4 separate regions of the Homo sapiens genome follow, and all the other regions are linked to region 1. A link is an interaction called in ENCODE POLR2A ChIA-PET data of the cell type or tissue named here. Cell type or tissue: MCF 10A. All regions are shown on one strand. Region 1 holds the start of C1orf116 (chromosome 1 open reading frame 116). Region 2 has its middle 60 kb from the start of CR2. Region 3 overlaps LOC105372879 (a long non-coding RNA gene). Region 4 holds the start of CD46 (CD46 molecule).

Region 1 (4,000 bases):
AATAAAACAAAGCAAAAACAATATGAATTCCAGGGAAAACATTTAAGTACATGGAGAATGGAAAAAAGAAAATTTGAAATAGTGATTTATTTCAGCTAGGACATATATGTGTTTGCAGGGAGGGGAGGCTCAAGGCTTGTAAGTAACTTCGACTGTGATGTTTATGTTTTATTTCCTGAACTGGATGTTAGGTACGGTTATGTTTGTTATGTCAGTGTATCTGAAATATTTCATAATTTACAAAAAGAAAAAGTTTTTGAGAGGAAAGGGAGGAAGGGAAAGATGATTTTTGTCTATGTCCCTGCTTCTACCTGGTAAAAGATAGGGGTTCCTCCTAGTTATCCTAATTTTATTATAACTGAAAAACTGTGTCTGTTCACAAATAAGACTGTTGCCTACTATCCTCTTGGAAGTTAATTCTCATAAGTCAATTCATTTTTTTAGCAAATGTTCAAATCACACACCTATGGAGCTGGATCAACTTCATTGACTTCATCCATGGGTGTGACTCTGGTTGCACTGAACTGCTGATTTGGAGATGCCCTTCCTGTTTTGTTAGTATTATGACATCATATATGTTTGAATGACACACCAGGGAAAGAGGTCATAGCCCGAAGTGCTCATTCAGCTGTGATATCCATAGGCTGCTGATAGGGTACTGGGTTATCCCAGGCTTCCTCCAACCTCCTTCCTATCCATTAGTCCTGCTCCACTTCATCTTTACCTTGGCCCCAGGATCACTGCCCTTTTTATTTCCTATCCAACCATGATCACAGAAAGAGAAAAGATGAAAGCCATGTGTCGTCTTGTTATAAAACATATTAATAGCTTTAAGTAGGAAATGAAACAGAAAAGGACGAATCTAATAGCTAGAATTACACTTGCAAATTATCTGTGTATTTCATGATTCCCACTTGAGATTCCTTCCAAAATAGAGGCGGATTGGCATTATGCTGATTCATAGCAACCTTGATGTTATACTGCCTGAATTAAAATCTCTGCCCTGCCTCTTCCTAGCTACATGGCCTTGAAAAAGATTTTTAACCTCCCTGTAAAATTTAGATATTAACAAATGCCTACTTTTTTAAGTTAAAGACTAAATTAAAAGATACATGAAAATGCTCAGCACAATACCTAGCAAATAGCAAGAGCTTAATACATTTTGGCAATTATTGTGTACATTGATTTTAAATTTTCTCCCTGACCTTTTAATGCTAGTAAGTGGAATACCTCAAATCCTGATACCTATCAAGGATAATCTACCTGTAGGAAAAACCAGCTTCCAGGCAAAAATCATATCTGTTAAGAGTGGTCTCTGTACCTGGTGGGAAATTTCTTCCCAAAAATAGTAGATTCTTCTACCTACTCTCTTCTCCCTACGAATGCCAAGTATCAGTCCATGAAAGGAGACAAGAGTTGCTAAACTGGTTGGTAGTTTGTTTTGTTTTTATTTCATAATATGTATTGCCACCTTCCATGAACAGCCAAAAGAGAGCAGAGGACCAAATGACAGAGTGCATGCTCTCTCCTTTCAAGCTGTCCAGTCACTCTTTCATCAGGACACGGACCTCTTAGGGGATGAATGGTTTTATTTCCCCCAGAAATAAATTAGGCCAAGGAGATTGTTGGCAAGCACTGGGGCGAGACTGGCCCAACTACAGCATCCCTAGCCTGGGGACACCTTCTTCAGTGGACATGAATGGAATTGCTAGGCTTATGAGCTAGGATTAGGCTTGGGGAAGAAAGTGACTTTCAACATCTAGAAAAGCTAGCAGCAAAACTGAACACAAATGAGTTTAGCCTAGAGAATTCAGGGGAAAACTAAGCTCCAAGCGGAAGAAGGTAGTTCTAGATGAAAAACCTGTTTCACATAGACCTATGGAAAAGCACACTGCCCAGAGGACTGTCTGCGTTCCTTTATATCAACATTAAATATATATACTATCTCTGCCTACTCCCTCCCTGCCACCTGTCCTTCCAGTCTCAGCCCAAACCGGCTCCTCCTCCTTCCAGCCCTCCTTTTTTAAAGAGCTCTTTATTAGCTCTAAACAGGAAAGGGGAGGGTAGGAGATGATTGGCTAAGAGGGAACAGCACCACCCTGCTCATTCCCCTCCCATTCCCTCCCTGAGGAAACAGCTGGAATGAGAGGTAGGGAGGGGAGGCTAGGATTGGCTGAGTCAGTGGCAGGGTGGGGGCCAGGCAGCACAGATGAAGCATTTACCTATCTAGGTAAGTCAGGAGGAGCTCAAAAGGAGAAGAAAACAGTAGGAGGCAGGGGAAGCAGCCTCTGTCTCCATCTCTGCCCTTTGAAACAAAAGGGTATTTCTTTTCTCTCTTCAGCCCCCAACCCAGTGGAGGTGAGTTAATCACTAACCAACTATTGCTTATCCTATAGCAATAGGAAGGGGTTTCATGGGAAATCAGAGCTACAGGGGAGGGGAGGTGTCCCTCTATACCCCAGCTAGGGAGATTTCCTCTCTGTTCCTCAATTCTCTGAGTCCATTCTGGGATCAGATCAGGTTGGTAGCAACTTGAGATTGTAGTGTTTTTGTGGAGACTGGGGCTGGGAGGCACCTTCTTTTTCATTTATCCCTTTAGGTTGGATAGGCATATTGTGCAAACAACAAGAAAAAGAAAATAGATTTGTTTTGGAAATTTCCATCTCTGAACAATTGAAATTGAGTTGTGATTTTAGAAAAGAACAGTTGAAATAGAGGGAGTCAAAATGGGGGAGAGTATCTTGGTTTTCCATAGCGACTGTAACAGGAAATTCTCCCGTGGCTTTACCAACTCGGTGTCGATCTTTATTTAAATAATGGGTGCAATGTGTGTGTGTGTTTGATCATGCTCATGTGATAATGGAGCTCTCTGTGTACAGGTGTGTTAGGCATGAGCTGTACTAGGTTGTTTGTAAAGGGATATGAGGTTGGGGCACATGGAGAAAACTTCAGCTACCAGCTCATCTTTGGAAAACCCATGGATAATCTAGCTGCAAAGTCAAGTTTATTTGGATTCTACTCAATTAACTTTCTGACTCAGCCTGTTAATAGACACAGAGACTGGCAAACAGAAAGCTACCTGGCTGTGCCGAGCCTCACCCACATGAATATTTCGTGGCTGCATGTCAAGTCTAGTTAGAGTTCCAAGTGGGGCTCAAGCCAAGGTAGTGTGGCAGAGTCCACAGACAGAGAAGCAGACCAGGGTGGTGGCTTTGTTTGTTTTCCTGCAGGTGTCCCAGTTGGCAGTTTGTGTGGCAGATTTACCTGCAGAAGGAAGGCAGATGTAGGAGTCGAGTCAGAGTAGCAAGTTGCCTCTCCATTATCCATCTTGGGGGGTTTAACCCTTTGGTCCCTAACTTTGACTCTTTTCCTCCTGCTGCAGAGAAGAGGGAAGTGGGAAGCCCTCAGTGCCAGGCTCAAGGGCCTGGCACACGCAGCCCTGAGTGAATATATGGGTTTTCCAGTCCTGGCAACTGGAGATTTAGGCTTGAGCTCACCTCACACCACAGAGCCAACACCCCACACTCACAGACTGAGGGCTGCCCTAGATGGTGAATTTAGGAATAAAGACCACTGGCAGTGTCTAACAAAGCTCTGCTATGCAGAGGGTATTTCTACCTGCTCCTTCCCTCAAACACACTGGTGAAAGGGAAGATGATAATGTTGCCTAAACACACACAGAAACTTGCCCATGTGTTCATGGAGACAGATATGCAAACTGTGCAAGTTTTAGTCATTCTGCTATTTTTCTTAGGATATTTTCCAGCCCAAGGCACATTTCTGGGTAGTCAACAAGAAGCAAAGACACCTGGATTGAAAGACAGGAAACCTCTTTGACTAGTAGGCAGAGAGGCAAAGCTCTTGGAGGACATGTGGGGGGTTCGTGGGAGGAGGATGAGAGGGACCTGGGTCTGATTAGAAGGTACAGACAAGCCAACCTGGAATGGAGCTGGAGCCCTCTCCCCACCCCACCATCTCCAGATGCCAGAACTTGAACTGT
Region 2 (4,000 bases), 360 kb before region 1:
GGGCTCATTTCACTCCCTGCTAATCCCTGAGACAATCAGCCACCTGCCTTCTGACAGGCCACTGAACACACCCATCTTCCTTCTGCCTCTGGCTTCTGCATTTGCCATTTGACCTGCTGTGATTCCGATGCCCTAAGGAGTTCTGCAAGATGTCGGAGGAATGTACCTTTCTTGCATTTGAATTAGCAAGGAGAAAGAGAGTGTAAAAACCCAGAGTTCCGAATCCTGAGAAAGGCATTTTATGTATGAGTGAGAGTTCAGTTCATTAAAATAACTCAAATTTTATATTAAAAAAACAGATGATACTCTGTAGATCTGTAGCCATTTGCTGGCTACCTACATGCATTTCTACTTGAATCATATTTGCTTTATTCAGTTAACAAAATCAGTTAATTCTGTATTTATGAAATGGTGTATTCCTTTGGGTCTGGATTTCTTTCTTCCCCCAAATACTTCAACTGTTTTCAATCTGAGCACAAATAGAAAACAGTGATATGTCTATGTCATCCTGGGATAAATGGGAAGTATTTTGGCGCCCCTATTTGAGGCTTGATGAAAAGAATTCATTATGTTAAAAATATCATATAGCCATTATTTTTAAAAAACATGAATTAGGAAAGGCCTCATATATTGAATTATATAAAATTTCCAAAGATTTTTAAAATTTTAAATGAGAAGCATCAGTGTTATCACTTATGTAGAGTTTTATATAACTTTTTCTTTGCTTTGCGTAGCAAAAGGAAAATAAGCTTTACTTTTTAGAGTAGTTTTAGGTACACAGCAAAATTGAGCAGAAGTTACAGAGAGTTTCCATGTATTCCCTGCCCCTATACATCCATAGCCTTCCTTATTATCAACATTCTCCACCAGAGTGGTACATTAGTTCCAATCAATGAACCTACATGGACGTATCATTATTACTCAAAGTCCACAGTTTATATTAGGGTTGATTCTTGGTGTTGTACAGTCTATGGATTTGGACAAATGTGTAATGACATGTGAGCCTCTTATCTACATGACAACAGCTAATGATCCAACAAAACCATGCAAACCAGATAGTAAACCCAAGCCCTTCGTTATAGTACTATCACATTGAGTAGTTTCACTGCCCTAAAAATCCTCTGTGCTCTGCCTATTCATTCTACCTCCTGATTCCGAACAACATCTGACCCTTTTGCTGTCTCCATAGTTTTGCCTTTTCCAAAATGTCATATACTTGGAATCATAAGCATGTAGCCTTTTCAAATTGGCGTCTTTAAATTAATGAAGTTTCCTCAATGTCTTTTCATGGCTTGGTAACTCATTTCTCCCTTCCTTCCTTTTTTTCTTTTTCTTTCTTTTTTTTTTTTAACCATTCTTGAATTAATGCATAAGGAACATGTGAAGTTTGTGAAAATCAGAAATGGTTGAAAAGCAACATTTTTGCTCATTAGTTGATAGAAAAAAAACCCTTCATTTCAAAGATTTGGATCCATTTACCACGCTGCGCATTTCTTAAGCACTGAATAATATTTCATTGTCTGGATGTCCCAAAGTTTATCCATTCACCTACTGAAAAACATTTTAGTTGCTTCCAAGTTTTGATGATTATGAATAAAGCTGCTTGTGGCTGACTGCCACAATTACTTCTTGAAACTGTCACTACAACAGTTACTACTGTTATTACTTGAGACCGTCAAGACTGAATGAAGACAGACGAACGTAGAAATGAAAACTTAAGACAAAAGAAACTGTTTTAGGCCGGGCGTGGTGGCTCATGCCTGTAATCCCAGCACTTTGGGAGGCCCAGGCGAGTGGATCACGAGGTCAAGAGATCGAGAGCATTCTGGCTAACATGGTGAAACCCCGTCTCCACTAAAAATACAAAAAATTAGATGGGCGTGGTGGTGGGCGCCTATAGTCCCAGCTACTCGGGAGACTGAGGCAGGAGAATGGCGTGAACCTGGGAGGCGGAGCTTGCAGTGAGCCGAGTTCGCGCCACTGCACTCCAGCCTGGGCGACAGAGCGAGACTCCATCTCAAAAAAAAAAAAAAAAAGCAAAACTGTTTTAAAGGCAGGGGTCAGAGGAAGAAGAAGAGAGCTCCCAGCTTCTAGTGAGCAAAGGCAGCAACCCTGAGCTTTCTATAGCCCTTCTTATTTATTGGGTAGCAAGAGCAGGGAGGAGAAGGTAACGATTGGTCAGCTGCTTAATTGATCACAGGTTCATGTTATTACTAACAGACTTCAGATGTACTTAATCACAAGATTAGGGGCGTGACTGCCTTCAGCATTCCTTCTGGGTGGCATATGCAGTTTGTCAGTTTGCCAACATTCTGCATTTATGAGAAACAGTTTGCTGCTTACTCATACAGCCTCCAGTGGCATACTGAGTTGATCACAACCCTCATTCTTTCCGCCTCCAACAGCTGCTGCTATAAACATTTGTATGCAAGTTTTTGTGTGGATATAAGTTTTCACTCCTTTGGGTAAATACGAATGAACACAATTGCTGGATTGTTTGGTTTTGCAAGAGATTGCCAAACTATATTCCAAAGTGGCTGTACCACTTTTCATTCCCATCAACAATAAATGAGAGTTTCTGTTGCTCCACATCGTCGTCAGCATTTGGTGTTATCAGTGTTCGGGATTTCGGCCATTCTCATAGGTGTGCAATGACAACTCCTTGTGTGATTTTGCATTTTCCTAAGGACATATGATGTGGAGCATCTTTTCACATGCTTATTTGCCATCTGTATTTATTCTCTGGTAAAGCATTTGGTAAGGCCTTTGGCTTGTTTTTGGTAAGTCATGCTCTCATTTTCATTTAGTTCAAAATATTTTAAAATTTCCCTTGAGATGTCTTTTTTTTTTTTTTTTTGCTCTTTTATTTTTGTCTTTGCTGTGTTACTTAGAGGTGTGTTGTTTAATCTCCCGTGATTTTGGGATTTCCTAGCTATCTTTCTGTTACTGATTGGCAGTTTAATTCCACTGCAGTCTGAGAGCAGACATTATATGATTTATATTCTTTTAGATTTATTAAGATATGTTTTACTTGTTATTAGGACAAAGTGGTAACTTCCCATCTCCTTATATGTAGAACTAGAAATTGGAAGTTCTATGTGACTTTTCATATAGAGTTTTGTGCTTAAAATGCTCCATATAATTCCTGATCAAGAGCCTTCAATGAAGATCTTATATTCTTGATGGTCACTGTCAATGAAACACTCTTTTTGCAAAATTTAGCCTGTTTTAAGCTATTGACAAGTCATAGCACTTGAAATCACACTTAATCTATCAGCTCTCCTTTTTCTTGCAATAATAAATATGGTTATTGTGATAATGCATATTAAGTATTTTCATATTAAGTATTTTAAAGTGATGATCAAGCTATAATTTGCAGAATATGCATGATTGTTAGTTTGTGTAGATAGCTTGGAAACCATTGCAAGGGCACATTTTACTTTCCTGCATCAAAGTATTCTATGACTGATTATACCATTGTCTTCATGACAAAGTAGAGGCTATCTAAAATGACTTATGTATTAATAGTTTCTGCTTACATGTCTGACCTACTCTGTAGCCTGGTTCATACATTTTATCTTGCTATGCTTGCTTCTTCTGACCCCCAGGGCTTTGCATGTGCTGCTCCTTTTCTTGAACCCATACTCATAGGGCTAACACTTGCCTCTTGAGGAAAGGAGCATATCATCTTCAGTACTGTTTCCTTAGTGCAGCCGTGAAGGTACACAGTAGGAAAGTTACTGTTTAATGATAGAATAATGCCACCTTTTGGTGTGAGGAGTTGGTCATTGTAGGGGTTGACATTTCAACTGTGAAAAATGTATAAGATTTGGGCATATTAGTATATGAGTGGGAAGACCCTTTGAGTGAACTAAACAGATAGCTAAAGCATGGAGAGTGGGTTGTGATTAAGGAGTTCTCCAGTTTGGCTGAAGAAACAAGGAGGAGTGCAAAATAGTACTTGATTGGAAGGCTAGAGCCAGATTTTAGTAATTATTAA
Region 3 (4,000 bases), 140 kb after region 1:
ATGTCCAGAAAAGGCAAATTTATAGACACAGAATATAGATGAATGGTTGCCCAGGGCTGAGAGTTAAGAATAGGGTGGGTGGGAGGAAAGGAGTGACTACTAAGGAATACAATGTTTCTTTGGAGAGTAACAGAATGTTTTGAAATTAGATACGGTGATGGTTGCACAACTCTGTGTCTATATTTAAAAAAAAAATTGAACTGTGCACTTTAAACAGATAACCTATGGTATGTAAATTATATATTTAAAAAGCTATTTTAAAATAAATTAAGACACAGTCCTTGTGCTTTAATGACTCAGTAGAGTGGAGATACACTTGCAAACAGATAAATGGCAACACTGTGTCATGGGTACCACTATGGTTTGAACATTCCCTCCAAAACTCATGTTGAAACTTAATCCTCAGTGTGGCAGTATTGAGAGGTGGGACCTTTAAAAGGCGAATGGGTCTTGAGGGTTCTGCCCTTACAGATTGACTCATCTATTCATGGATTCACGGGTTATCATGGGAATGGAACTGGTGGCTTTAAAACAAGAAGAAGACAAAGCTGAGCTATCATACTCAGCCCCCTTTCCATATGATGCTCTGTGCCACCTCGGGACTCTGCAGAGTCTCCACCAACAAGAGAGCCCTCACCAGATGTGGCTTCTTGACCTTGGACTTCCCAGCCTCCATAACTATAAGAAATAAATTCCTTTTCTTTATAAATTACCGAATTTCAGGTATTCTGTTATAAGAAACCAAAAGCAAACTAAGACAGGTGCTATTAGCAGAAGGATGGAGCCTGTGGCAACAGCAAGATGAGGCAGAATCTCCCTCAGTGCTGGCACAGTGCTGGAAGATGCGGGAAGGCTTTCCATTGGAAGTGACATTCGATCTGAAATTTGAAGCCTGACTAGGAATTCACCAGCAAAAATAAAGCCGGGAGAGGTGATTGATGGAGACCCTGGTAGCCTCCACATTCGGCATCCACATAGTTACTGGACAGGACCAAAGAGCAGGTGGTTCTGGAAGCCGCTAGAAGAAAGAGGACCACTGATTGTTCTTTCGTGTAATAATTCATGCAAATCAATGGGAACAAGCTATGTAAATACAACTTCAGGGCTCCCAAGGGGACCTAGGGTGCTACTGATCCCACAGGGCTGCAGACAGGAATGGGGGGGAGAGAAGAAGGGCCAGGGTCTCACTTTCTAAGCCAAGCCTCCTGTACAATTGCAGGAAAAAGAACCACAAGAGAAAGCCAGTTCTGAACTGCAACTGCCTCCCAAGAGTCAGGATCCTGGACCTCCCACGACCTGTAGAACATCAACTTTGAGTCACAAGGACATGAGTATTCAAATAAATACATGGCATGGTACATGTTGGGGAAATAGTAGCTACAGAGTCTTCTGAGTAGATCCAGGTAAAGGACTGTGGTTTATTTCCCCTGTGTCACCCTGCCCCCTGTCTCATATATCCAGGGTTGCTTTTTTTTCTGAAGGAGATTTTTTTAAAAAGGAAGAAAGAATGGAAGAAAGGAAAAAGGCTTCCGTGTGAATGAAATAACATCCCATTCTCAGGCATTAATCAGAATCAATACAGTAGACTCCCCTTATCCATGGCAGACACGTTCCAAGACCATTGATCAGTGGATCATGCCCAGTAGATGCCTAAAACTGCAAATAGTACCAAACCCCATGTATCCGATGTCTTTTCTTTTCCTATACATACATATCTGTGATGAAGTTTAAACACAAAGAGATTAACAAGAATAACAAATAGTGAAATAGAACAATTATAACAATATGCCAGCGTCACTACTCTTGTGCTGTGGGGCTGTTACTAAGTGAAATAAGGGTGACTTGAACATGAGCACTGTTGTATTGTGACAGTCGGATGCGCTGGACAAAGGGAGGACTGACGTTCCAGGCAGGACGGAGCGGGATGGCACGAGACTTTATCACGCTGCTCAGAGTAGCACGCGATTTAAACTTATGAATTGTTTATTTCCGGAATTTTCCATGTAATAAATATTTTCAAACCACTGTTGACGTCAGTAACTGAAATCACAGGAAGTGAAACCACAGATAAAGGGAGACTACTGTACTCCTAAAATAGCACCCTCCCTTTCCTCCTATCCAGGTCCACTCTCCACACCTACAAAGAGATTTTCGGATTTCTGGACAGTGTTAATCTCCCCTCTCCTGTGCTCCTAGGAGTGCTGCTAGTCCCCCTTTGATGGCACCCAGGCGATCCTTCCCTGCACCCTGGTTGTGTCTCCTTCACCAGGCTGTGAACTCCCTGGGCACTAGAACTGAGTATTATCCATGTCAGAATTCCCCTCAGAAGCTGGCACAGGACAGGAGCTTAGTAAGCATTTGTTGAAATAGTGAATTTTATTTGACTGGTGTGACATAACCCTCTCCCTTTCTTGGCAGCTTTTAAAACCCTTGGAATCTCACCAATGATAGTGTCTTTTTTATGCTAACGCGTGACTGACAGCTGGGGGTTCCTGGATAGCCTAGGGATGGGAGCTGTTTGCCAGGGAATCAACCATGAGATAAGAGGGTTGGAGCTTTCAGCCCTACTCACTCCACCCCACCCCACCCCATCCCACCTCCAGGAAGAGGAGGGAGAGTGAAGGCTGAGTCAATGATCAATGCCTCATGATTTAATCAGTCATGCCTCTGTAATGAAACCTCCACAAAAACCCTAAAGGAAGAGGTTTGGAGAGCTTCTGGGTTGGTGAACACATGCAGGTACTGGGAGGGGGGTGCCCCAGAGAGTGCAAGGAGGCTCTGTGCCCCTTTCCACATACCTTGCCCAATGCATCTCTTCCATCTAGCTGTTCGTGAGTTGTATCCTTTCATAATAAATGGTAATCTGATAAGTAAATTATTTTCCTGGTTTCTGTGAGCCATTTTAGCGTATGATCAAACCAGAAGACGGTGTCATGGGAACCTCCGATTTATGGCTGTTCGGTCAGAAGCACAGGTGATAACTGGGACTTGTCATTGCTGTCTGAAATGGGAGCAGTCTTGTGAGATTGAACCCTTAACCCGTGGGATCTGATGCTATCCCCTGGTAAATAGTGTCGGACTTTAATTGAGTTGTAGCCATCCATTTGGTGTCCACCGAGAATGAAGAATTGGTTAGTGTGAGAAAAAATCTCACACATTTGGTGGTGGAAAGTACTGGTGTGAGTCTAGTCGTATAATTACTACTATGTAATTAGACTGGTTCACAAATCTAATTATGTACAAGGTCAAATTGTCTCCCAGGCTATTTGCCCAAAGATCTTTGCCAAATATTTCTCATTTTTGCTCAGGCAATGGCCACAGGCTGAGATGTGGCCTGCATCCAATGGCATTATTAAATACTGATCTGCTTTGCACGTGTTCCCAGCGTAAGAGTAAAAACCCAAAAAGTGATGCTATGACCACCTGTCTGGACATAGAAAGCCAGGGAAACAGAATCTGCGATTAGGCCAGCACAGGAGAGAGTTCTGGATCTGTGGATGAGGATATCATAGTCTTATCCTTAGAGCAGCCATATCCTGCTACCTTGAACAAGCCACTTACTTTCTCTGTGCCACGTGCCTCATTCTGTCCAAGAAGGAAAATGATCCCTATCCCGTCTATCTTATAGACTCTCTTCCAGTTTCATTCCCCTTTAAAATCCCTGTCCCTCATCTAGGAGATTCTTCTAAATGCACAAGTCTGATCATATTATTCCTCAGCCACCAAATCATTTTTGGTTTCTGATAAGGAAAGTTCCTCCCTCCTCTCCCCACAACCCATTGCTCTTTTGTTCTACTTTTGCAAACCAGTATGCTGGGTGGGTGGGAGGGGTTTATAGAATGTATATGTTCATGAAATTAATGTTCATTAAATGTTCATGAATCAATTTTTAATTTCAAAACCAGGTAAATGAAATGTATTTAAGGAGGAGGATAATTCAATTGCTTTTTCCTTTTGTGTGATCTTTAATTGGTTATTTCTATGGGTAAAAGTCCATGTA
Region 4 (4,000 bases), 720 kb before region 1:
TAGATACACATGACGCGCACATGAAGGCAGAAACAAATATGCCAAAATATTAAAAATAGCTGTCTTTTGATTCTGTTCGTATCGCACAATAAGCATGTATTTCTTAGCGGGTTTTTTTTTTGTTTGTTTGTTTTGTTTTGACAGGGTCTCACTCTGTCATCTAGGCTGGAGTGCAGTGGCATGATCACAGCTCACTGCAGCCTTCACCTCCTGGGCTCAAGTGAATCTCCTACCTCGGCCCCCAGAGTAGCTGGGACCACGGGCATAAACCACCATGCCCAGCTAATTTTTGTATTTTTTTGTAGAGACAAGGTTTTGCCATGTTGCCCAGGTTGATCTTGAACTCCTGGGCACAGGCAATCACCCCGCCTGGGCCTCCCAAAGCGCTGGGATCACAGGCGTGAGCCACTGCGCCTGGCCTAGCATGCATTTTTAAAAGTATTGATTCCATTCAATGAAATACAAAATAAATTTAGTGGGATAGGCCTTAAGCTTTAGCTTATGAGCTGCAGGGGAAAACAAGATTAACATTATCTGCCTTCCTTTGTTAGGATACTAATTTCTCACTAGGTTTGGCTACCATTGTTTTTTAGGTTGTTTCACATCTCTCAAATATGACTCAAAGTAATGAAAAGAAGGAAAACAATGTCAAAAAGCCATTAGGCAATGGAATCAGATACTATCTATATTGGTTGGGAACAGGAAGAAGACTCGATGGCCCACCCACCCCCCAAAAAAGCAGCCATTTACAAACTAATAGGAGCTCAGGTAACACGGAGACTGTTCACAGAAGGCACAAAAAGCATGGCGCGCCCTTACCACCTCTCTAACCCCAGGCACCGAGAGCCTGCTCTCACTCAACATGCCCTCCCTAGCCCCAGAGTCCGCGCTCACTCCATTCAAAGCAAACAGTTGAGCTGTCTTGCCCACAGTGAACTCTGCACACAGGCCACTTACGCACAGCACGCTCCCAGCAACACCTGGCCAGGCCCCTGCTCGCCCAGCCCAGCACATGGGGCACAGCAGACGCACTGCAACCCTTACCGCGGGTACTGTCCAAGCCCTAATGAACACCCCACTCACCAAGGCACCAAGGGAACACAGGGCAAACTCTCACCACGGACACAGCACGGGCCCTAGCAACACTCCCACGCACCTGTGCACTCCAGAACAAGCCCTCACCTAGGGCGCCCAGTCCGCGCTCCCCTGGCCGACTGGCTCAATCCCGAAAACACGATTCACGCTTTTTTTAGGGACGCAGCCAGATCCTGCGTAAATGCTGGCCGCGCACACGACGCCACCAAACAAGCTTCACCTCGGGCTCTGCGTGGTCCCCGCATTCCCCGCCACATACCCCCGGGATCTGAGCACTGCACCCCTCAGAGAACCCTGTCCCCAAACAGGCACGGCCTGCTGTGAGCCCCGCCCCGCGACTCTTGCCCGACTGAGGAGAGCTCTAGTCTCGCCGCGGACGCGCGAACCCGCCCCGGGGTCCTACCGGAGAAGGAGTACAGCAGCAACACCATGGCCGCCAGAAGCAACCCAGGAAAGCGCCAGGAAGGAAAGGGACACTCGCGGCGGCCGGGAGGCTCCATGCGCGGCGCGGAAGACGCTGTTATTTCTCCGGAGGAAAGCAGAGAAACCGAGAGCCAGCCGAGCAGGGAAGTCCCTTCTGGGTCCAGATATGGGACGCAACAATCCCCAACTCACAAAGCATCCAGTGCTGCAGGACAGGTGGGCGTGGCCCGAGCCGCGCCCGGGGCGGAAGTGCGTCGAGTCACCAGGGCGGCTGGGGCCAATCGGCGGGCCGCGGGGCGGAGCCTCGGCGTTCATGGGCAGCCCTTGGCCTTCGAGAGGTCAGGGGGAGGCCCTGGCGGAACCTAACAGAACAGGTTCCCCGAGGCCGCCTTTTTTCTTGCTAAGCCCTTGGCCTACCATCCCGGAAGCCTGAGGCGTCCTGCGGGAAAGGACTGGCTCGCCGTCATATTTGTGACCCAGGCAGGGTGGAGAGAAAACTAAGCTGCTTTGGTAATAGTTTCCGGGAATTCGGGAGTCAAGAATAAAGCACTTCGACCTAAAAATAGAGATCCAGAGTCTAGACAGGGGGTCACCGTGGGCTAGCACCCCTCAGGGTTAGTTTTATCCTGGGGCACTGCAGGCTGTCAGGACTGCCTGGGCCCTTACTTGGTATTTGGCATTAGTCAGGCATTATTGGGAACAATATTTGAGTTTTTCTTGCTTGAATGCCTGCTACTGGATCGTCTCGGGGCCGTCTTGTTTTCACAATCTCAAAGGTTTGGCTTCTGCACTCCCAGCCCCTAAGGTAATTTGCCCTTTGCTCCCCTCCCTGGAGGGGACCCTTCCGAATCTAATTTATTAAGCAACACCAGGCAATTAGAATATTGAGACTCTATGGGGCCCTTGCCCTTGAGCAACTAAATTTTTTATTGAAGACGAAATATACATGCATGAACAATGTAAGGACAAGGGTGTCCTAAGTGCCAAATTCCTGGAAGCAATAAATGCAGAAGGATTCGGATGGGTAGAAATTGTTAGGTGAAGAGTGGATAAGGGGGAGAACTTTTCTGGTGAAACAATCTGAGGAACAATACTGGAAAATTAAGAATGAGCAGGATTGATTTGTAGGATTGTGAGTAAACCGGAATGACCGGTAAAAGGAAAAGGACATGACTGACATTAAAAGAGCAAACAAAGAGTTGACATTTCTTCCCCTCAGATTGGCAAAGAATTAAAACGTCAGCCAATGTGAGTGAACGTGTTGCAGGGGGACCAGCACTCTGTAACATAACTTTTCAGTATGTTAAAAGTCTTAAAGTGGACATGACTTGTGTTAGGCTCTCAGTTCCCAGAGAAATCATCAGAGCTGTGATCAAAGCTCTGATGTGATCAAAACTCTGATGTGATTAATTTTTGAAAAAATGTAAACCCTAAGTGTCTAGCAAAAGTAATAAAGAATTTCTGGCAGTTACCTTTGTGTGATGGAATTCTATGCAGCAAATATTGCAAAAGAATACCAAATATGAGAAACTATGATATCATTGTAAGTGGAAAAAGCAGAGTCCAAACTGGCATGTGCCTTTTGGCAGTCCTTTTATTAAAACAAAAGTACCATATTGATATGTATAAAAAGAAACTAGGAATACAGCAAAATTAACAATGGTTGATAAGATTACAGATATTTCACTTTCCTTATGCTTTTCAGTTTTCTATGTTGACCTTATGTTACATTTAGAATAAAGTAAAGAAAATGTATTTAAAAAATCAAACCTATATATCAAGGGCTGTTTTGTTCATAGAATTATGGGAGCAGAACTTGTATTACACAGGGTTAACCTATGAGAGGACGGTGAGGAACTGGATGCTCAGTGTATAAACCTAAAATGGGTCTTATAGAATTATAGAGTTTAAGTGTATTTAACACAGTTTTATAACCGAGATGTACTGAACAATTTCTGGGTTCACCAAACCATGGAATTTCCTCTTCCTGTCCGACCAACAAAAATTTTTAAATTCTTGGCAGAGATTATAAGACATTAAGTGTGGAGGTGGTATATCAGATAAACATCTTAGTATCTTGGATTATAAAATTCAACACTCCATGACAGCAATTAAAGCGGGTATAATTAAAGAGATGGTAAATAGGAAACTCAATGCGGGAAAATTATTATTTCTGTTAATATATGGTGTCAAAGAGTGATATAACAGATATGTTCTGTGGCTCAAAGCCAGCCTTCATTTGTGAAAGTGGATAGTCTATTTACTGTTCTCAGCAACAATAAATATTAAAAATTCTCCATCCATTTTCAGGCTTGGAAGAAAAATGTCTTTTTTTCTCATGAGAAATTTTATTATAAACTATAGAAGAAAAAATAGTGCTAATGTTTGATTGCCTAGTTTCGGGTGTCAAATTAGATTCAAAGATTGGTATTTTGTTGAAATTTTCTTTCAATCAGTAAAATTTCTATCCCTGAGTTAAGCC

The links. Peaks named below come from ENCODE experiments on the same cell type or tissue, not always from the same donor. Only the 100,000 strongest peaks of a DNase experiment are listed, where the experiment ranks them.
Region 2: POLR2A ChIA-PET joins it to region 1 with 10 read pairs; 2 of 35 experiments call an interaction of 5 or more read pairs at or near these places.
Region 3: POLR2A ChIA-PET joins it to region 1 with 20 read pairs; 4 of 35 experiments call an interaction of 5 or more read pairs at or near these places.
Region 4: POLR2A ChIA-PET joins it to region 1 with 13 read pairs; 2 of 35 experiments call an interaction of 5 or more read pairs at or near these places.

The regions. Positions count from the first base shown.
Region 1 is chr1:207,030,937-207,034,936 of GRCh38, reverse strand. C1orf116 (chromosome 1 open reading frame 116) reads left to right here and starts at 2,181. Exons shown (of 4, transcript NM_023938.6): 1 at 2,181-2,358. It also overlaps a transcript of PFKFB2 not described here. In MCF 10A, no CTCF peak of the experiment used is centred here; DNase peaks (open chromatin) are centred at 2,106 and 3,096.
Region 2 is chr1:207,392,127-207,396,126 of GRCh38, reverse strand. No RefSeq gene overlaps it. Among named protein-coding and RNA genes, the nearest start is that of CR2, 60 kb to the left of the region's middle. In MCF 10A, no CTCF peak of the experiment used is centred here; a DNase peak (open chromatin) is centred at 2,306.
Region 3 is chr1:206,888,905-206,892,904 of GRCh38, reverse strand. The region is part of intron 1 of LOC105372879 (a long non-coding RNA gene); the gene reads left to right. Among named protein-coding and RNA genes, the nearest start is that of IL24, 6.5 kb to the left of the region's middle. RefSeq lists an enhancer at 1,602-2,801. In MCF 10A, no CTCF peak of the experiment used is centred here; DNase peaks (open chromatin) are centred at 84, 404, 2,004, 2,424 and 1 weaker place.
Region 4 is chr1:207,749,808-207,753,807 of GRCh38, reverse strand. It overlaps CD46 (CD46 molecule), which reads right to left and starts at 1,754. Exons shown (of 13, transcript NM_172351.3): 1 at 1,499-1,754. The coding sequence starts at 1,595. RefSeq lists silencers at 867-1,224, 1,804-1,913 and an enhancer at 1,494-1,703. In MCF 10A, no CTCF peak of the experiment used is centred here; DNase peaks (open chromatin) are centred at 1,067 and 1,837.